2 separate regions of the Homo sapiens genome follow, and region 2 is linked to region 1. The links are chromatin loops, found by intact Hi-C in ENCODE. Cell type or tissue: CD4-positive, alpha-beta T cell. All regions are shown on one strand. Links, peaks and the distances in the headings refer to the core of each region. The heading gives the core; the rest is flanking DNA. Region 1 has its middle 82 kb from the start of LINC01891. Region 2 has its middle 12 kb from the start of ARL4C.

The links. Peaks named below come from ENCODE experiments on the same cell type or tissue, not always from the same donor. Only the 100,000 strongest peaks of a DNase experiment are listed, where the experiment ranks them.
Region 2: a loop joins it to region 1, with 2.2 times the contacts of the local background. A loop is called at or near these places in 14 of 110 quality-filtered maps.

Annotation. Positions count from the first base shown.
Region 1 is chr2:234,366,632-234,377,670 of GRCh38, reverse strand. No RefSeq gene overlaps it. Among named protein-coding and RNA genes, the nearest start is that of LINC01891, 82 kb to the left of the region's middle. RefSeq lists enhancers at 8,935-9,434, 9,435-9,936. In CD4-positive, alpha-beta T cell, for the core only: no CTCF peak of the experiment used is centred there; a DNase peak (open chromatin) is centred at 4,400; H3K4me3 peaks cover 106 bases; H3K27ac peaks cover 169 bases.
Region 2 is chr2:234,479,398-234,490,436 of GRCh38, reverse strand. No RefSeq gene overlaps it. Among named protein-coding and RNA genes, the nearest start is that of ARL4C, 12 kb to the left of the region's middle. In CD4-positive, alpha-beta T cell, for the core only: a CTCF peak has its summit at 6,377; DNase peaks (open chromatin) are centred at 6,336 and 6,756; H3K4me3 peaks cover 828 bases; H3K27ac peaks cover 1,995 bases.

The DNA of each region.
Region 1 (11,039 bases), core at 2,861-5,360:
ATACCCCTGCCATTTCCTTTCCAGAGCAAAAAACCCCACTGGCATCCCAACGCTAAATGGTTCATGCCCCCCTGAGTTCAAGGATCCTTTAAGAGTCCTCTGATAAAAGGGGAAAATGCCCTGATAATCCTAATGGGCTTCTCAGTTGCCAATGGAAATTTGAAAAATGTGAAAAATAACAGAGCAAGAAAGATTGTTCAGACGACTGTGGTTGGCAATAATTTGCCCATGGAGTTTTACAAAGGCATCCAAATTAAATCATTCCTCATGATGCATTTTGCTCAATATAGCTCCTGAATATAAAGAATAGTATGACTTATAAAATTCAGCAATAACACGTATGCACAAATTCAACATTTATATTGTTATTTTCTTCATTCGTGGGTTAATGAAGTTGAGAAACCAGCAAGAATGGGGTTGTCTAAAATGCCTGCTACTTTCGATGGCTTTTGGGGGGATAATCAGCACATTTTTCAATTATCCATTTTTATAATGTAAATGACTAATATTTCAGCCTTCATCAGTCATTGTACACTGGAACAAACTGATCGATCAGATCTGCTAGAAGGTGGGAGATGCTCAGTGCAGGACAAGAAGAGCAGGGAGGGCCAGGCACAGTGGCTCACGTCTGTAATCCCAGCACTTTGGGAGGTGAGGCAAGCAGATTGCCTGAGGTCAGGACTTCGAGACCAGCCTGACCAACATGGTGAAACCCCGTCTCTACTAAAAAATACAAAAAATTAGCCAGGCGTGGTAGTGCACGCCTGTAGTCCCAGTACTGGGGAGGCTGAGGCAGGAGAATCGCTTGAACCCGGGAGAAGCAGGTTGCAGTGAGCTGAGATTGCGCCACTGTACTCCAGCTTGGGTGACAGAATGAGACTCCATCTAAAAAAAGAGAGAGAGAAGCAGAGAGTGAGTCTTCTGGTATTAGATTGGTGCAAAAGTAATTGCAGCTTTTAATGGCAAAACCACAATTACTTTTGCACCAGCCTAATAAATAAGGGTCATCTCTGCCTGCTGGGAACTTTTCATGTAGAAGGATCTCCCAGACACCATCTCTCTCCTTCCCTGTGTCTCTTTCTTTCTTATTTCATTCCCATTTAAAGTTTTTATGATCTTTTGCCTAATATTTATTTTTATTAACTTCCTTTTCATTTTCCTTGTTTGCTCTCAAGGGTGTCTCTGAAGAAGACAGAGGACTTGAGTCTGCCTGTTGTCCTCAGCACAGACACACCCCGTCCTGACTGTGCAAGAGTAGAACGGGCTGTTGGTGTTTTATCACCGGAAATTTACTGATACAATTTTCTGATCTTCAGAAAATTTGGGAAAAATAAAAAATCAAGCTAGATGCAAATGCAGAAGAATAAAGGGAAGAAGGGAGGTGTTAGGCAGAAGTCCAGAGCTTCATCCTACCAATAATTTCAGAAGGAAAGTGCTATGATTTGAATGTTGGTGTCCCTCCAAAATTCATGTTGAGCCTGAACCCCCAATGCAACAGCATTAAGAGGTGAGACCTTTAGGAGGTGATTAGGTCAGGAGGGTTCCGCCTTCAGAAATGGAATTCATGACCTTATAAAAAGGCTTGGGTGCATCTGTTTGGCCCTTCTGCCATGAGAGGACACGTAGAAGGCCCCATCTATGATGCAGAGACCTCCCACCAGACACCCGATCTGCTGGTGCAGTGATCTTGGACTTCTCAGCCTCCAGAAGTATAAGAAATAAATTCCTGCTGTTTATAAATTATCCATTCTCGGGTATGTTGTTGTAACAGCACTAATGGACTAGGACAGAAGGGTGGACCCAGGTTCCTCTTGCTGCCTTCTGCTCAGGCCGAGTCCCCCCCAGCACGGCTGGGCTGCTGCACCTGGGTCTCACCTATCACCAAAGAGAAGCTGGGCAGGGCCTCAGGGAACTTCCAGAAACGTGAGGAGAGCATTCCTTCCTTGTTCACCTCTCCTGGGGACTTCATGATGATGTATATTCTGCTGAAACTGATCACAGATCTGGTATGATTCTATTCATTTTGTTTCACCATGAATCATAGTACTTGAAACACAGAAAGTAACATAGGGTCATCCTGTTCAATCCTTCTCTTTTTGTACCCCCTGCTCCACTCTCCCCACACTAAGGAAGAGAATAAAAAATAAAATGATGGACCCATCTATGTATGGCAGAATTTTAGTTCCTCTTCTATTCTTGCCAGCCTCTCTTCATATTCCTGAGTTCACAGGCACAAGTAACTGAACCAGCACTTGGCAAATTGTGGAGACAATTAGCCATTTGTTACTTGTTTTAATGAGCCAAGTGGATAATTGTTTCTGGCTAGAGCCACTGGGGATACAATCAGTCCTCTGCGTTCCTAATTTCTGGGTTAAATCTATGCTAGCGGAGTGGTCCTATCTGAAAAAAGACTGGAATGTTGCTCTTAGGATTGATAAAATGTTCTATCCTACTGCAAAAATCATCTCGTTACACCAGACCTGAGATTTACAGTTCACTCCTCACTCCCTTTAGGCGATGACAAAGGTGTTTCTTATAAGTTCCTGCAGGATGGTTGAGAGAGAGCAGAGGACAAGGGAACCATTCTCTTCTGCATTTCCAGGGGAGAGGACAAAGCCACAGGCATCTGCATGTGCCTGCAGCCATCTGCATGGCCATCTCTGCCCTTCTCTTGGGAGATCACAGTTTTGCTTATGTACAACCACTCTGAGCTCTCACTAAACTCATCTTTTCTATCTCAGCATTGAGGCACTGCGGGCGGCTCTCATGGGAAGTCCCTGATGAGCTCTATCAGAAAGGCAGCCTGCCTCTCCAGCCTCACCCATCAGGCCTGCTCTGAAAGCAGCTCCTCTCTTGCCAAGGCGAAGGCTTGGATTTACACCAGCTGTTGTGCACTCCGATTAAGACTGTCGTTGAATCAAACCCTTGAAAGCAGCCCTGATGCCCATGGTGTAGATTGAGTTTTCGTTCATGGGTCTCTCTGTGTGGAGTCTGTAGCTAACACAGATTTAGATATGGCAGTGAGCTCAACTGGAAAGAAGTCCTAATCGCAAGCACATTGGTACTTCTGGATAAGTTTTGGCAAAAGTTATACATTTTTTTGAAGGGTTTGAGGAAGAATAAAGATACACGAAGGCCTTTGTTAAGTAGCTGGATTATTCAATTATGCACAAAAATGGAGAAAAGACTTGGTACGAGTAATTTCAAATGACTGAACTATAATAAAAGTTGGCATTGGAGGATGGAGGACCCATTCTTGAGCGTGTGCGTGTGTGTATGTGTGTGCACGTGTGCAGCAAGGCGGGGGTTGCAGGGGTACGGAAACCTGCCTCATTTGCTGGTGCAACTAACCCTGCTCTTGTGACGTCATCTTTCCCCGCCCCTCCTCTGTAACCTGAAAGTTGTAGGAAAAGAATTGTTCACCACATTGTTTGTGTATGATTAGTTATTCAGCTGTACAAACTTTTTTCTAGTGTATTCACCTCCTAGAAATAGTGGAATTAAGAGAAAAAGACAACTAACTTATTGGAGACTCCTACTACCTACCGGGTGCATCACCTCCATGCCTCATTTAAGTCTCAAGGAGACCCTGGATGTAGGTGTTAATATTCTGTTTTTAAAGATGTGAAATCTGAGGATCAGAGAGGTTAAGTTATTTGCGTAAGATCACACAGCTAGTAGTAGTAGATACAAGAATTGAATAGAGGCAGTTAGTTGCCAAATGCACAGCTCCGTCTACTCTAAAACTGTAACCTAGATGTCAGGGGGACGTTGTCAGTCTTCCACCATTCCTGCAAGTTCCCAGGGGGCTCCTCCTCGTGGTCTCTTCTGTCCTAAATGCTTCTGAGTCTGTGTGAGCTGCCTCTGTTCCATCCCTTAGACACAATGATAAAAAAGCCCAGGCACCTCACCAGTTACATAAGGTATCTACTCACACCAAGCGTTTTGTGGGGCTAGGAACTTGACTAACAGAAGGTTTAGGGGTGAGATCACGAGCTGCAGTGACTTCCTCCTCTCTCCCCCTCCCATTCTGTTCCTTCCCCAGCTCACCCAGTGGGCTCCTGCTTTCGGAACTTTTGTAGAAAGTAAAGCAACCACACTCCATGACCTCTCTCCACGCACGCTAGAGCTGGGAGCACGCCATGGATGAAACACACGGTGAGATGCAGCTCAGGCTTCTCTCCGGGGGCTTCCAAGCAGCCCCACAGAGTTGTTCCAAAATGGAGTCACTCATACTTAAATTCCATGTCACCAAACTGAAACGACGTTGTTTATCTGACATTTGAGAAATCAGAAGGGAGATCCAGTTGTAAGCTATGTGGTAAGAAAGTCCCTCTGCTTCAATCCTTGTGAGGAAGGCAGCCTGAGGTGACCTGATGCCACCCCACCTCTGGTTTGTCTTATGCTATTTCCTTGTTCCTGCTCAAGCTGCCTTACAAAAACCAACTCTTCTGCCCACGGGGCAAAGCACCTTTTCTGTTTCATAGCTGGGTACATCATGACTCATGAATCAAAAACAAAATGGCAACAAGTTTAAAGATCGAATTGGCAAAGGCCAACTTTTTTTTTTTTAATTTGTTTTTGACAGAGTAAAAATCACCTTGTCCTTGAAGAAAAGCATCAAATGAGCCATTTTGTCTAAACTGCCAAATCCGATCTCAACTACACCACTATGGCAATAAGGCACTGATCAAATTTTCCTTTCTGGACATGGCCAGTTCTAACCAGAGGGGAAGGTTCATCATTTAGGGGAGAAAAATGATACAGTATTTGGGACACAATTATACTAAAAAAAAATTATTTGTTGTTTACTTGAAATTTAAATTTAACTGGATGCCCTATATTTTATCTGGCAACCCTAAGAAGGAGGCATAAGAAAGGGATTATGGCCGAGTGTGGTGGCTCATGCCTGTAATTCTAGCATTTTGGGAGGCTGAGGCAAGAGGACTGCTTGAGGCCAGGAGTTTGAGGCTACAGTGAGTCATGATTGCACCACTGCACTCCAACCTGGGTGACAGAGTGAGATCCTGTCTCAAAAAAATAAAAAAGGAAGCTTAATTTCATGGAGCTAATTTTCATGCAGGATATGCTTAGAGATTCAGAACTTGATCGTGTTTCCAATGCACAACTGTTTTGGGAGAGAAATAGTTTCTTAAATCCTTTGAGTTCATTTTCCATGAATTAACCAAGTATTGAAAACTTGGGTGAAGAGTGTTGTGTTAATTGGAAACATTGCTATCACAATCTCCAAGTATGGTTTTTAAGTAAGCCTGGGAAATTGCAGTTTGAAAATGCCATTAGCATCAATCAAAATGAAACACGAGCGTGACACCCAGGAAATGCCCTGGGAGGGCAGAGGGGAGAGAAAGAGGGAAAAAAAAAAAAAAAAAGGCAAACTTTTCTGCCTAGAAGCTCTCTGCAGCTTCGGGCATGCCACAGAGGAGGCTTTCTTGCCTCTCCACCTGCAGGAGCCTCACCTGAGAAGACAGAGAGCAGCTGCATCAGCTCCCGATATGAAAAAGTGAAAACAAACAAGCCCTGGGAAAATAGACATCATATAAATGTTTAATGTGGCTGCATTAACTACATAAAGGCATGCTCATGCTTTGTAGACAAAATAGTTAAAGTCTAATGCATGGCAGTGATCAGCAAATTATTAAATTGTGCAAGTGCTGATGCTCCCGTTTCCAATTTCCTAATGTTCCTGATGCCATTACAGGTAAATGGTGCCGGCCCCATGTGCACAGAGGGATCTTCACTTGCTTTCTTTTTTTTTTTTTTTGGTTTCCAAAGCTAATGGTTTTTCCCATTAGCCTTATAAAAGTAATGCATGTTCATGTTTTAAAAACTTCACAAAAGCTAGCTTGAAAAATATAATCCATAATCCCCCCTGCTCCCCAGTACTCACTTCTAATTCCAGATGTATTTCTTTTCTGTCTTTTTTTCTTTTTTAGGCACAGTTTTGCTCTGTCGCCCAGGCTAGAGTGCAGTGGCATGATCTTGGCTCACTGCAATCTCTGCCGCCAGGGTTCAAGCAATTCTCCTGCCTCAGCCTCCCAAGTAGCTGGAATTATAGGCACCCACCACCACGCCTGGCTAATTTTTGTATTTTTAGTAGAGACAGGGTTTCACCTTGTTGGCCAGGCTGATCTTGAACTCCTGACCTCAGGTGATTCACCCACCTCGGCCTCCCAAGGTGCTAGGATTATAGGCGTGAGACACACTGCACCTGGCCCTTTTCTGTCTTTTTAAAAAATGTCATTTTGTATAGAGCATACACTACTGTGTTCTGAGGTTTTTTTTTTTTTTTTTTTTACATTACCAAGAATTCCTTTTTAACATAATTTTAAATAGCAGCAGCATACTGGAAATAAATTAAAGGTATGATTAGCAGAAAAATGTATAACAAATGATCCTAAATATTAGCTAGAAGTGAGCCACAAATGCACCAGCTCTCTGCTAGCTGAAGCCAAGACATCCACACCACTAGTTTACAGGATTCATAATGTTTGTAAAATAAAACACAATATGCACTTCAGGGCCATGTTTTTCAGATATTGACACCCAAGGGGGAATTTTCTCCATGAACCCTTCTTGGGAGGATCCATTTATTCTACAAATAAGCCTGCATATGAGAGATAAGAAGGACACTGATGGGATTCAAGGCACACTACCTCAAAGTACAGCATGTTAGCACATTGAGTATTTTAAGCCAAAGAACTATAGGCCTGGTGAGATGGCTCACGCCTATAATCCCAGCACTTTGGGAGGCAGAGGTGGGAGGGTCCCTTGAGGCCAGGAATTTGAGACCAGACTGGGCAACATAGCAAAACCTCGTCTCAACCAAAAGTTAAAAAAAAAAATGACCCGGGTATAGTGGCATGCACCTGTGGTCCCAGCTGCTTGGGAGGCTGAGGCAGGAGGATCACTTGAGCCCAGGAGTTCGAGGCTGCAGTGAGCCATGATTGCACCACTGCACTCCAGCCTGGGCAACAGAGTGAAACCCTGTCTCTTAAAAAAAAAATATATTGAGGTGTGGCAAGTGCAAGAAGAGCGCTCTGACCTTCCCCTGCACTCTGACCTTCCCCTGCACTCTGACCTTCCCCTGAAGCAGGCCACAAGACCCTCATGTGAGAGGTGCCCCTCTTCTGAAGACACAGGGGCACGGAGAGGAATTGAACACACAGGACTTGCTAAATTTCCCTCAGTTTACTCATCCCCTTTAACCTACCACATCCTTCCATGGCTTTCTCATCTTTTATCAAACAGCATAAAAACACACAGGTTTAACTGTTTCTTCTGGTCTTCATGTCATTTGAGGGCTCTGTGTCATGTAAAACTTATTAAATAAATTTGTTGGCTTTTTTTTTGAGACAGAGTCTCACTGTGACACCTAGCCTGGAATGCAGTGGCACGATCTTGGCTCACTGCAAACTCCACCTCCTGGGTTCAAGCTTTCCAAGTAGCTGAGACTACAGGCACAAGTCACCATGCCCAGCTCATTTTTGTATTTTTAGTAGATACGGGGTTTCACCATGTTGGCCAGGCTGGTCTCAAACTCCTGACCTCAGGTGATCCGCCTGCCTTGGCCTCCCAAAGTGCAGGGATTACAGGCATGAGCCACCACGCCCGGCTGACTTTGCTCTTATTAATCTGCATTTGGTTACAGGGGACCCAGCCAATGAACCTAAGGTGGGTAGAAGGGGAAGATGTGTTTTCTTCTTACAACACGTTCATCCAACTTTCATTCTCATAGCACACCCATTGTCAGCTGCAGGTAGCAGGTCATAAGCTCTTAAAGGGGTGGCCTTTTCTACAGATTCCAGAAGATACAAGAAAATCAGCATCATTTTTCTTAGGTTTTTTGTAAATACGTAGTATCATTCTCTACCCCTACTATTGTGATTCTAGCTTTAATGCCTAAAAAAACCCAAAAAATCAAATAATCACAAGCTCATATTATGTACAAATTTGAAAATATAAATGTGTTCATAATAGTATTGTTTATCATGGCAGAAATATAAAGTAAAAATCACCTAAGTGTTCAGCAGTAAGAGAGTTGGCTAAGTAAATTATGGAACATGCGTACAATCCTTTTGGTATGTGAAAAATTATTCAGCCACAAAAAGCAACTATGATGAAGAAAATCTATTGATGTTAATTTTAAAAAAAGAAAAAGCTGGATACCAAAGTTTACGTAACAGCGATTCTTAGATTTTACATGAAAAGGGATTGGAGCAAAATTAAAAAATAATGATAGCCAAGATGACGAGGGAGTGGGCGCCTTTCTTCCTCTGTTTTCTTAAATTTGGGGTTGTCTAAGTTGCTTTCCTTGTTGCAAGTAATCCTATTTGTTGTTGTTGGTTGGTTGGTTTATTCTCTCTGGTTACTTGTTGGTTGTCAAGTCAATGAATGAAACTTCCAGTTCCCTTAAAAGCACTGCAGCCTTCTCATGCATCCACTTCAAGCAGGCTACAAACCTGACTCAGATGTGAGGAGCTGATTGTGCCAGTTGCAAAGCACTGTTTGTTCCTGAGCAAATGATTTAGGACAGTTATTATTACTCAGAAAGTTTATTTGCACAGACCTCACTGTTGCAGCTCATAAAAACGGGCTCTTGATAATACTACATGGAAAAAGAACAAGCACAAACAGGGCAGAATTGGAAATGAGCTCTGGCCCCTGCTGGCCCAGCAAGGAGGAGGGAGGGTGGGGCCTCCCAGCCACAGGTCCCTTCATGCAGTGACTCAGAGGTGCCCTAACTAACAAAGATCTTTCCTGCCTCTTCTACTGGCTGAAAAGCATGTTGGCACCTTGCAGTGGGGCAACAGAGAATTAGAAGAAGCTGGGAAGGGTGAGGATCTTAGAAGGAGACACTAATTTGAACATAGGTCCTGGAAAGTAGAAAGTTAACCATCTAATTTAATGGATCCAAAAATGGTGCTAAGCTTGAACTGGATTTGAGGTTGTGTTTTTGTACCAGCATGTCATTCTGGTCTTGGAGGTACATCCAGAGGTGATGTTTTTGGGCTGGAAGGCTGATGCTACTAAGTGGTCCTTTGCAAGGTGGAATAGAAATCCAGCTAGAGGTAAGAAACACAGGCCCAGTTCTGGAATCAGAGGTCCAGTCAGACAGGCCAGGATCTGGGTAGGGTGTTGAAAGGCAGTGCCAGGGGTGAGAAACACAGGCCCAGCTCTGAAATCAGAGGTCCAATCAGATGGGCCAGGATCTGGGTGGGGTGTTGAGAGGAAGTGCCAGAGGTAAGAACCACAGTCCCAGCTCTGGAATCAGAGATCCAATCAGACGGGCCAGGATCTGGGTAGGGTGTTGAGAGGAAGTGCGGTGTAATAGGCAGAGGGAAAGCATTGGTGCCTCAATTTCCAGCCCCTCAAGGCTGGTCACAGAATGCATTATTGTTCTCAGCTACTGGCCCCCTCCCCCTGTAAGGTGCCTGTGCAGTACACCATGAGCACAGCCACAGTACCTTTTGTGGGTGGAGTCAATGAACCATCCTGCTGAGAATAGGCTTGGGGCTTGGGAAAGTGACTTGCTTTGGCCACTGAAATGTGAACAGAAGTCATACAGGGAGCCAGTTCCCAGCTGAACTATTAAGGGCTATTGTCAGATTTTGGGGTTTGTTTTGGTTTTGCTTTCTTGCTTTCTCCTTTGACATGAGGACATCACTCCCCGCAAATCAGCTGCCCCAGTGGAATCTGCTTGTGGGAAATACACGGAGCAGAGCCACAGCCAACTTTCTGCCAACCTGTAATGCATGCAAGAAATAAACTTCTGTGGTTATAAGGCAGTGATTTAGGGGGCTGTCCTGTTTCCAGAGACTTACCTTGAAAATGCTGTCCCTGGCCAGGTGCAGTGGCTCATGCCTGTAATCCCAGCCCTTTGGGAGGCTGAGGGGGGAAGATGGCTTGAGTCCAAGAGTTTGAGACCAGCCTGGGCAATATGACAAAACACCATATCTACAAAAAGTACAATAATTAGCCATGCACGGTGGTGTGTGCCTGCAGTCCCAGCTACTCAGAAGGCTGAGGTGGGAGGATCACTTAAGCCTGGGAGGTTTAGGCTGCATTAAGCCATGATCATGCCACTGCACTCCAGCCTGGGCAACAGAGTGAGACCCTGTCTCAAAAATAAAAAATAAAAAAAAAATGCTGTCCCCTCTGATGAAGCACTTCACGGGGCTATTTCATGTGGCTCTTTTGAGAAATGAACAGGGAATGCATTCAGCCCCCCCAAAAAAAATGAATGAGAACTTAAGGGCTGCTCCGTCTCTTGGGTACCACATTTCTGGTGATTAAATGGGAGGGTCAGTGGTGAGAGTTTCAACAACTTCTGTTTTGTTTTTCTCTAAATTGTCATTTCTTTTCCTCCTTGAAAAATATTGATCTAGAAATGAAACTGTTAACACACATGCATTTTTTGATGTTTTGGAGAAACCCAATGTTCCGGAGGGAAAAGGCACTCATTGTGGTTGAAATTACCCTCTTTTTGCTAGCCTGAGCATGACCTCTCTCAAATGAGAAATTGCACAATGCTTCCAGGCCTTCCAAGCTCAGATTTACTTTTCACAAATAGCTGAGCTAGAAAAACCTGCTTCCATCTAGTACAGCTGCTTCTGCAAGGGGACCCTGCAGCTCTGTTTGCTTATGTAGGGAAAATGTTGCCCCACAAAGCTCACACATTTCTCCCCCCACAGTTTTAGGTGTAATTGTCTCCTCTCTCTCTCTAGCTCCTTATATTATGTTAGTTTAAGCCTTCGTTACCTCTTGCCTGGAATCCTGAAATTGTTTTAGGGCTGATCTCTCCCCAGCCCTGTTTCTTCTACACACTCCTGCAAGGTTTGTGTTCCTAAAGCCCAGCCCTACTAATCTTCCTTGGGCAGAAATCTCTATGCACCCTATCATTATTAACATGGCCTCTTTCTCTGGGTCTCAGCTGTTCTCTTCTATACTTCCTGCCTGTTCAGAAACTCTACCGTGTATTTGGAGTCAGGCATTTTCCTGCGTTACAGTCTTTACTAAAT
Region 2 (11,039 bases), core at 5,371-7,870, 110 kb before region 1:
TTAGAAGTGAGAATGAAAGATCTGTGTTACTTACTCCACCTAAATTTTCAGAATATGCCGTGGCTTTCTTTGAATGGTACCACCTTACACACAACTCTGGGCGTGAACTGCTCCTAATGCAGGATGTAACTGTGACTGCATTCTGCATGGAGCATGGCAGCATGGTGTGAAAGAAGTAACCAAAACAAGCAATTTTTAAAGTTGTTTTTATAACATGCCTTTTAGAAGACGAGCATCTCGTTTGCATTTGTTAATTAAAATTACTGTAACATAGTAACATTAGGCACAGCCTGGTTTATAGTCCCTGTTAGTCCTAGATGATCATGGTAATAGCCACTGCAGCCTTTACTGAGTGCTTAGTATATGCTAGATACCATGCTAAGTGCTTCACTTCCTTGATAATTTTTCCTCCCAAAGGCCCCAAGAGATCAACTAATTTTATTTGCACTTACAGATGAGGAAACCGAGGTTCAGAGGAGATTAGCTAATGTTCTGCGAGGGTGGAACTAGTTTAAGACCCAGATCCCTTCAACCCAAGGGCTGGGCTCTTGGAGGCTCCACTAACCTGCTGCCCTTTGATCAGGAAGGTTCTGCAGTTTAAAAAATATTGGGCTCTGGGCCAGGCGCGATGGCTCACGCCTGTAATCCCAGCACTTTGGGAGGCCAAGGCAGGTGGATCACCTGAGGTCCGGAGTTTGAGACCAGCCTGGCCAACATGGTGAAACCCTGTCTCTACTAAAAATACAAAAAATTGGCCGGGCATTGTGGTAGGCACCTGTAATCCTAGCTACTTGGGAGGCTGAAGCATAAGAATCTCTTGAACCCGGGAGACGGAATTTGCAGTGAGCTAATATTGCACCATTGAACTCCAGCCTAGGCAACAGAGCGAGATTCCGTCTAAAAAAATAAATAATAATAAATCTGGGGCTCTGGATCTAGGAAGACGAGGATGGACGGTTTGTGTTGCCAGCCTGCATCACCACCCTCATGCTGATGACAGAAAGGGTGACCTCCTTCCCCTCCCCCTTCCCCCACTGCCAGGGCTCTGCCGACATCCCAGCACTGCACCTTGCTTTCTCTCCTTAGCACCTCCCAGTGTCTAGAAGACAACCCCTCTTGCTTCAGATTCTGTCCCTGAACAATTTTGTTTTCAGTTTTCCTTTCAGGAGTGTTTGTGTCGGGGACGATGCCTACCCCACAGAGGATGGACAGGGAGGAGTGTCAGGTGTCACTGGGTCTGCATTTGGGGATGTGATCTTGAATGAGTCACCTGTCTAACCCCACTCAACCTCAGACCGCTCAACTACAGGATGAGGCTGAGAATCCCCATCCTGCCTACCTCTCAGTATTGTTTTAAAGGTAAAATGAAACACTAGACAGAAAAGCACCATGCAAGCTGCAAGGCAAGTCACACACACGGCAAGGATGCATATGATGCTTCGGCTGTGACCCCTTCTCCCCGCTGATGGCAGGATGCCCCCTCCTGCGTGTAGGGGAATTCTGCTGGTCTGTTTTTCACAGACAGGCCAAACAGCCCTGGTGCTCGCTCCCTCTTCATTTTCACTGATAAGACTTCCAGCTCATGGAGAGTAAACCAAAGGAGACTTCCTAAGGGAAAACATCTTTCCTTGTGAGATTCTGGGCATTGAATCTTTAGTGGAAGTTTCCAGTAAGTGGCTGTGGGGGAAATGAGCCTCCTCTATCTGTGGTTTGCAGAATTCTCATTCTTCTAATGGCTACTCCTGGGTGTTTCCATTTCCTTAAACGCTAACTCACTGTGCAGTTAATTTCAACTGCCTATGCCTCATAACAACTAAAAAAACTACAATTGTAACATTTAAAAGGCATCATGGTAAGTAATGATCATTGCAACAGTTTATTTCATAAATATGTGTTTGAATCCATTATTACATGAATGAAAATTTGCATTGCTATGTAATTTGAAGTGTGCTGGGATGCTGTATTTATCATATAAAAAAGCTTCCAAAAACAGAATGGACAACCAATAGTGACACCCACAATATTGGGGAGACTGTGATATAGGCAAAGGCACTTGTCCTCAGAGGGCTGATATTCTAGTAGGTGAGTCAGGCCTAAATGATCAAGTGAGGTGCTTGACTCCAGTGCAAAGCATCCATCATTTTACCAAAGAGAAAGTCACAAATTTAACCAAACCCACCATTGCAAGCCACACCAGCCTTGGGATAGAGCCAGAAGCAATGTATGTTCCCTAAGGATATTACTCTGTGGTCCTGGTACCTGCCATGTGAAGAATTCTGCCCCCCTCAAAATCCTTCTCCAACTCTTTCAGAGATTTCCTGGGGCAGGGAGGGATGTTCATTGTACACATGTCCTCAGCCTCCTCCACATGTCCTCAGCCTCCTCCACTTCCTTTCCTTCCCTGACTCCTGGAGGCAGTGCCAGTTTTGCAGGTTTTGGAGAAGCTGATCATCATGATCAGCATGATGGCTCAAACTGCTAACCCCAAACACTGGTGACCCCACCTGGGTCCGCCCCATTCTCAATGTCCTGCAGATATTTCGGGGGCCTGGCTCCTCAGTGTCTGCTCTTGCACATAAGGAACACAGGAGTCAAAGAGCCCAGGGATTATCTGAGTGTCTAATGCTGTGCCATCCCAGAATCCCCCTTTTATCTGACACTGGCTCTCTCTCCTGGAGCCTTTCTCAGGTGTATCAGCCCACTAGTCCCCTCCATGGAGTTCTTCCCAAGAGATGCCTTAACTGATTAGAAATCCTGGGATGGATGGGAATCTTGGTGTGGGCCCAGCTCCGGGTTCTAAACCAGGGCTCCATCAACCTAAAGGGAGATGTGTGGTCTGCCTGCAATCCGGTTGCTGTCATAGAGTTAAGAATTTCCTGCAGAAGTATTGCGAATGACTACTTCCCCCTGAAATCCAGGCTGTGTCTTAATTCTGCTCTTCCTGAATCTGATTGTATAGATAATTGGATGCTGGAATCAGAGATTAAAGGGTCTGATATGGGGTGAAGGCCTCAGAAGGAGACACTGCAGGTAACCTATACAGTCAATATCTTATCTTGCTGGCAGGACCCTGATTTTGCTTGGATGGCACCTTCTGTCTCATGGTTTTGTATTCAGAAAAGGCTACCCTATCCCCAGCTTTAAGAGAAATTAATATCAACCATAAAATCAATCATTCCTGTTGCCCGCAATTTGCTTAGGATAGGTCCTGTTGCCATTCTGACCAATGAGGATGAAAGGAAAGGCTTTTTGTAGAAGAGAGAGCGGGTGGGCTTTGGAAAAAAAATTTTATATTGGAAAATGAGACATAGGGACCATATGGCTCTCCTTTGCTGTCTCTGAATTTCAGCAAATGAAGATGTGATGCCTGGAGTGACTGCAGCCATCCTGATCCCATGAGGAGAGCCAACCCAGACACTGAGGATGGCAGAAAGGAAATATGAAAGGAACCTAGGTCTTAGAAAATGTCATCCAACTGCTGGAATAACCAACCCCAGGACTGCCTGAACTCAGGGCTTGGGATTTCAGCTATCCTTCAGACACCATCACCAACCCTGATGTTGCAAAAACAATGAGAGCTCCCCACAAGAGCTGCCATGTGAGAGAAGCCTCTCCACCCTCTCTGTGTGTGACAAGAGGTCACAAGCAGATGGAAACCTGCCTTGCTTGGCCCAGGCTGGGGGAGTGGAAGGACTGACTGCTCCCATCCTGGTTTGACAATTACTGCCAAGGAGCCAAGGACATTCTGGCCACAAGAGTGTAATTCAGAGTAAACAGCTGAGAACGTCATTCATTGTTAAGCCCTTTACCACTGTTCATTTTCTCAAAAGAAATTATTCTGATAATATTAATTACTGCCATTCATGCAGTGTTTGTTTTATATTAGATGCTGAATTGAGCACTTGACAGTCATCTCATTTAATCCTCTCTGAAGCACTATGAGGTAGGCATGTACTTCCTGCCTCCACCAACTGCCTCCTTTGGATAGACAGACAGACAGATAGACAGACAGATAGATACTCTTAAAAACAAAGGTTGACCACTTTTGGAGTGCCAAGCACTGAGCCAAACATGTTAGTTGGGCTGTCCTTCTTACCCCTGACAGTAAACATCATGGAATCAGGACTATTTTTATCATTAGCCTCACTACAGAAATACAGAAACAGGCTTGGAGGTGCTGGGTGCCTTGCCAGGGTCACAGTGCTACTATGCAGAGTGAGGATTTGAACCCAGGCAGTCTGACCTCAGAGCCTGTGCACCTGCCATGAGGCAGCTCTACACAGCCCTGAGCTGGAAACTTGCACATGGCAGGTACCCCAGGATATCTGTCTCATGAATGGACTCCTAATTGGTGCAGCATCCACCACCATTGCAGCTGAGAAGGACCGCACAGGGATCTCTGAACCAGCGCCTTTCAAATCTGATGGGCATACTTACTGCCTGCCTGGGGATTCCGTTGCATCGCGCATCCTGACTTGGTGGGGCTGGGGTATGTCATGAGATTCTGCTTTTCTAGTAAGTTCCCAGTGAGGCTGATGCTGCTGTTCCCTGAATGCAAGCATCAGAGCATTCATTCATTTGTTGGGACCTTGGCTTTGTATCATGCCAGCACCCCAGAAAATTTCGTGCCTCAGCCATGTTTCTCTGGTCCCTTTAAAGCAGTGGCTGTCAACCATGGGTGATTTTGTCCTCCAGGTGCAATGGCAATGTCCTGAGACATGCTTGGGTGTCACCATTAAGGGGAGGGGGCTACAGGCATCAGGTGGGTAGAGGCCAGGATGCCACTGAACATCTTACCATGCCTGGGACAGCTCCCCAGACAATGATCTGGCCCAGAATGTCAATAGCACTGAGGTTGAGGAAGCCTGCAAGAGGTCCTTGCACTGGCAGTTCCCTCTCCCTAGGACACTTGTCCCCCAAGGGACTGCCTGGCTCCATCCTTCCTTTCCTTCAGGTCTTTGCTCCAACATCCCCTTCTGGGTCCAGCCTTGCCCAGCCTCATTTTAAATTGTAACTCCCATCCCTCACTGTCTCTCCCCTCCCTGCATCATTTTTCTCCATGGCACATAATTCCACTGACATAATACGCATTTTCCTCAATGATTTGTTCATTGTCTGTCTCTCCTATGTGTTAGTTTCCACTGCTCCTGAAAAAAATGGCCACAAACTTAGTGGCCCCAAATAACACAAATGCATTCTTTTACAGTTCTAGGGATCAGAAGGCCTCAAATCCAGGTGTCAGCAGAGGTTGCTCCTTCTGCAGCCCCAGGGGAGAGTCTGTTCCTCGCCTTCTCCAGCTTCTAGAGGCTGCCCATGTTCCTTGACTCATGGCCTCCCTTTTATTAGGTTGGTGCAAAAGTAATTGCCGTTACTAATGGTAAAAAATGCAATTATTTTTGCACCAACCTAATATCTTCAAAGCCAGCCGCACAGCACCTTCAAATCTCTCTCTGACTCTGGTCTTTCTCTTATAAGAACCCTTATGAAGACACCGGGCCCACCCAAATAATCCAGGACAAACTCCCCACCTCAAGGTCCTCAGCTTAATCACATCCACAGCGTTCTTTATGCCGTGTGGGGTAACATATTCACAGGTTTCAGCAATTAGGACATGAGCATTTGGGGGACCATTATTCTGCCCACCACACCCTCCTAGAATGAAAGCACCACGGAGGCAGAGAGTTTTATCCAACGTGTTGATTTCTAAATCCCCAGAGCCTAGCACAGGGCCTGATACTTAGGAATACCTAAATACCATTTAGTGTTTATTGGATGATGAATAACCCTTGGTTTTCAGAAGAAATAATCAGGAAACTGGAAGCAACAGAAGACACCCTCCCCATTGAAAATATGGCTCACCTGTAAGAGTCAAACTGTAATGTCGATTTGTCACGGATGAGTATCGGTATATAAGAAGGAAACTTAAAGAGACAGCCTACTGTCCTGGCCAGAGTTAGATCTGGACAAAGCAGTTAGTGGATCCACATAAGGATGGTGTCCACCCACAGGGCCCAGGCCAGCCAACAAGGCGTGGAAAACAGGAGACCCCAAGAGACGCTGGCAGCAGAGACCTCACTCTTTCAACAGCCAGTGTGGCCACTGATGGCTGCCATGGTTTTCCTACGTGGGGTGGAGAGCCTGGACAGCAGACACAAATAAATGCCCCCTTGGCAGGTACAACTCTAACGGCAAATTAACCCGTTTACATTTTGGTTTGTGAGTTGGTGTGTTAGTTTCCCAGGGCTGCCATGGCAACACACCACAAACAGAGGGGCTTTGGCAACAGAACTGTGTTGTCATCTAGTTGTGGAGGCTGAAAGCCTGAGACCGAGGTGTCAGCAGGGTTGGTTCCTTCTGAGGCCACCAGGGTGTGTGTTCCAGGCTTCTCCCCCAGCTTCTGGTGGTTTGCTGGCAATCTTTGGTTTTCCTGTTTGCGGCAGCATCACCCCAACCCTCACATGACATTCTCCCTGTGTGCAGGTCTCTGTGTCCAAATTTCACCTTTTTGTGAGGACATGATCATGTTGGAATAGGGCTCACCTAGTGACCCCATCTAAACTTGATCATCTGCAAATACTCTATTTCCAAATAAGGTCTCATTCACGGTACGAGGAGTTAAGACTTCAATATCTTTTGCAGGGGATGCCATTCAACCATAACTCATGATTTCTGTGAATTGAGACGTCGTGAATCTGAATCTCCAAGTTTAATTAGCTTCAAGACACCAGGAAACCACAAACTATGGGGAAGTCCTCACAGAAGGCACTGGGGACAGCTGCCTATTCACTGATTACACCTGGCCCTGTACCCACTTCCCATTCAGCCTCCTACGTTCACAGGGAGCTCTTATCTTGTTAATATTACATAAGTTTTATAGCTGAGTTTCAGGGTAAAAATCCGTGCTAAAATGCTATATTGGCTGGGAGCGGTGGCTCATGCCTATAATCCCAGCACTTTGGGAGGCCGAGGCAGGTGGATCACCAGAGGTCAAGAGTTTGAGACCAGCCTGGCCAACATGGCAAAACCCTGTCTCTAATAAAAATACAAAAATTAGCCAGACATGGTGGTGCATGCCTGTAATCCCAGCTACCCGGAAGACTGAGGCAGGAGAATCACTTGAACCTGGGAGGTGGAGGTTGCAGTGAGCCAAGATCGCGCCATTACACTCCAGCCTGGGTGACAGAGTGAGACTCTGTCTGAAAAAAAAAAAAAAAAAAAAAAAAAAAAAAAAAAAACTATCTTGAGATGTAACATATTGGCATAAATATTTGAATGCAGAAAAATAAGCCTGCTATGCCAGGAGTGAGGTAAGTCAAATCCCACAGTGAGGAGACAACTCAGAGATATGCATGTCACCATGCTTAGATGGATTTTTACTTAGAATGAGAAATGTGGTATGAATTAACAAAAATGCCAAAAGAGACAGTGTAACCTCAGAGCAGGTGGCAGTTTTGGAATCAGGCCTGTGTACATTCAAACTGTAGCTCAGGTTCATAACTACCATGTGACCCTGGGTAATTTTCTTAACTTTTCAGAGTCCACATCCATAGAAGATGCTAAATAAATGAACAATATTTTCATTCAATTCCTGTCACTTATTAGCTGTGTGACCCTGAGTAAATTGTCACACACTCACTCAGCCTGTTTCCCTATATTTAAATTGGTGCATAAGACCTACCTCACAGAGCTGCAAGTACTAAGAATAACCTATCATGAGACACAGATGCTCCTGAAGGAACCGTGTATGTGACATTTGTGACAGCCCCTAAACCTTGGTGGGATGTTAATTCTTCAACAAGATTGGAGAATCTGCTCCAAAATAAGTGCAAATAAGATTCTACTATTTTATATGGAAATACTAAAACTGAGACATGGAGATCACTTCTCTTGTTAGTAATGTTAGTGAATATAACTTTTTTTTTTTTGAAATGGAGTTTCGCTCTTGTTGCCCAGGCTGGAGTGCACTGGCGCGATCTTGGCTCACTGCAACCTCCACCTCCAGAGTTCAAGTGATTCTCCTGCCTCAGCCTCCCAAGTAATTGGGGTTACAGGCATGCGCCACCACACCCTGCTAATTTTGTATTCTTAGTAGAGACAGAGTTTCTCCATGTTGTCAGGCTGGTCTCAAACTCCCTACCTCAGGTGATCTGCCCTCCTCGGCCTCCCAAGGTGCTGGGATTACAGGCGTGAGGCACTTTGCCCGGTCTATAACATCATTTTGTGAGCAAATCAAGTTAATCCTCATCATCAATTTCTCCCTGTTCAATTCAATAAGATACTGTTCATCTCAAGGGAAACTTTTATAGATGTGGCCATAGAAACCCAGTGTATAAGACAGCCATTAGGTTGTCTCTTATATGCTTTGCCAGGTGAAAATGTCTCTGCTAAAGGTAGTGATATAAGCAAAAACCATTTACCTTTAGCTAATTTAACCAATTATGACACAAAAAAAATACTATCTTCAACAACAAAGACAACCTAATTTAAAAATGGGCAAAGAATTTGAATAGACACGTCTCCAAAGAAGATATACAAATGGCCAATAAGCACAGGAAAAGAGGCTCAACATCATTAATCATTTCTGGATTGCAGATAAAACCACAATGAGACATCATTTCACACCCCTGAGGATGGCCATAATTTTAAAATAAAAAACAAAAACCGGGAAACCAAACGTTGGTAACCCTCATACATTACTGATGAGATGTTAGATGCTGCAGCATCCGTGGAAACAATTTGGCCATTCCTCAAAAAAATAAACAGAATTACCAACGGATCCATCAATCCCTCGCCTAGGTCTCCACCCAAGAGAGTTGAAAGCATGTGTTTACAGAAAAACTCGTACATTTATGTTCATGGAGCATTATTCATAATAGCCCCAAAGTGGAAACACCCAAATGTCCATCGACTAATGAATGGATAAACAAAATGTGGTATATCTGTACAGCAGAATATTATTCAGCCATGAAAAGGAATAAGGCACTGACACACACTACAACACGGATAAACATAGCAAGCATTATGCTAAGTGAAAGAAACCAGACACAAAAGAACACATATTGTATGGTGCCATTTATAGGAAATGTCCACAATAGGCAAATCAGAGAGACAGAAAGTAGATGAGTGGTGGGCAGGGGCTTGGAGGGGTTGTGGGTGGGAGAGATTGACAGCAGTGGGTACAGGGTTTCTTTTCTGGGTGATGAAAATGTTCTAGAACTAGGCAGTGATGATGACTATACAGCACTGTGAATGCACTCAAAATCACAACATTGTTTTTTAAAAACATGAATCTCATAGTATGTGAATTTTATCTCAAGTTTTAAAATTGAAAAAGAGGTCAGGTGCGGTGGCTCATGCGTGTAATCCCAGCACTTTGGAAGGCCGAGGCTAGGGGATCACCTGAGGTCAGGAGTTCGAGACCAACCTGGCCAACATGGTGAAACTCTGTCTCTACTAAAAATACAAAAATTAGCCGGGCATGGTGGCACATGCCTGTAATCCCAGCTACTGAGAAGGCTGAGGCAGGGGAATCACTTGAACCCAGGAGGCAGAGGTTGCGGTGAGCTGAGATCATGCCACTGTGCTCCAGCCTGGGCGACAGAACGAGACTCTGTCTCAAAAAAAAAAAAAAAAAAAAAAAAAGAAAAAAGAAAAATAAAAAAATTGAAAAAGAAAAAACCCACCCAAACATAGTACCTTATCTGACAAGACTTGTCATCTTGAAAGATCCTTAGGAACGGATTCCTTTCTAGCCAGCCTGATGAGAATGATAAGTGATATCACAGTTTACTTGTTTGTACCCAGTAGAGACTGCCATTCTTATACGACTAAATTTGAACAGCCAAGGAAAATGATATCCCAGGCAGATTTAATTAAGTTATTAACGAGGGCTTGTTTGAGTTTCTGTTATCCACTTTAACTGCTACAGTTGGGCCCTTGAGTACTAAATCACATTAGAGGGTTCCTCTGGTAAGACTCAAGGGTTGAACAGGCCTGGGAGAAAAAAAAAAAAAAAAAGAAAAGAAAAAAACAGCCTGGTGCCATTGACCAATGATTTCTAACATTTCTTCTTTCATCTTTCAGATCTTAGGTTTTCACACTCCCAGAAATATGCACTGATTCCAGAACAGCACTCCATGGTGTAGGCTGTGACTTTGCCGTTTGTCTTACAGTAAAGTCAGGATGCTGATTCCAATTGCAGGTGCTTTGCCAAATGAAAGCATTTGAATGTCTACCTGTGTGCACATTTACACTCTTATACTCCTATAAGGAACTCATTCATCATTATAGTTCAGCCAAGGACTCAATAGTCTGTAAAAAGGGTTCTTGTGTTTCCAAGTTGTTCTTCCTTGACCAAGTTGATCTTCCAGATCGGTCTTTGTGTCTGGATCTTCTTAAACTCAGATTAACTCTTGTCTATCCGGTTCCCTTTTAGGATTATGATCAACACCATTCAAGTTAGACATTAATCTACCGTTCTTACTGACTTGCTCTGGAATGAACACATTCTATAGATCTTTGCTTCTCAAACTGTAATACACATAGGACTCACCTGGAGCACTTGCTAGAAAAACACCAAGTCTTGTTTATTAGGCCCAGGTGGGGCCCAAACTTCTGTACTTCTAACAAGCTGCCTGGTGATGCTGACCCTGCTGGTCTGAGTAGCAAGGAACGAAGCCATGGTTTCAGTATTGCAGAAGACAGATGCAACGCGTGATAGGCTGCCCTCGCATGTACACTTGCCGAACCCAGTGTAGAGGGTGAACGCTACAGAAGGGAAATGCATGCCCACAGCTGGAGAGCACCTGGAAAATGCGCAGCTCTGCCTTCATGACGTGGCTATTGCAACGGCCCCTGCCAGCACATGGGGCAGGAAGGGAAACAGCAATACCAGTTGGTTGCTGGTGTGGCCTCACATATTCATGAGACTTGTTTTGTCAGATTTCAAGGACATCTCTCAGTATCCATGACTTTCGTAACCTTTTTTTTTTTTTTAGAATCTTAAGATGCTTGGACCTCGGAATAGCTGCATGCATGAC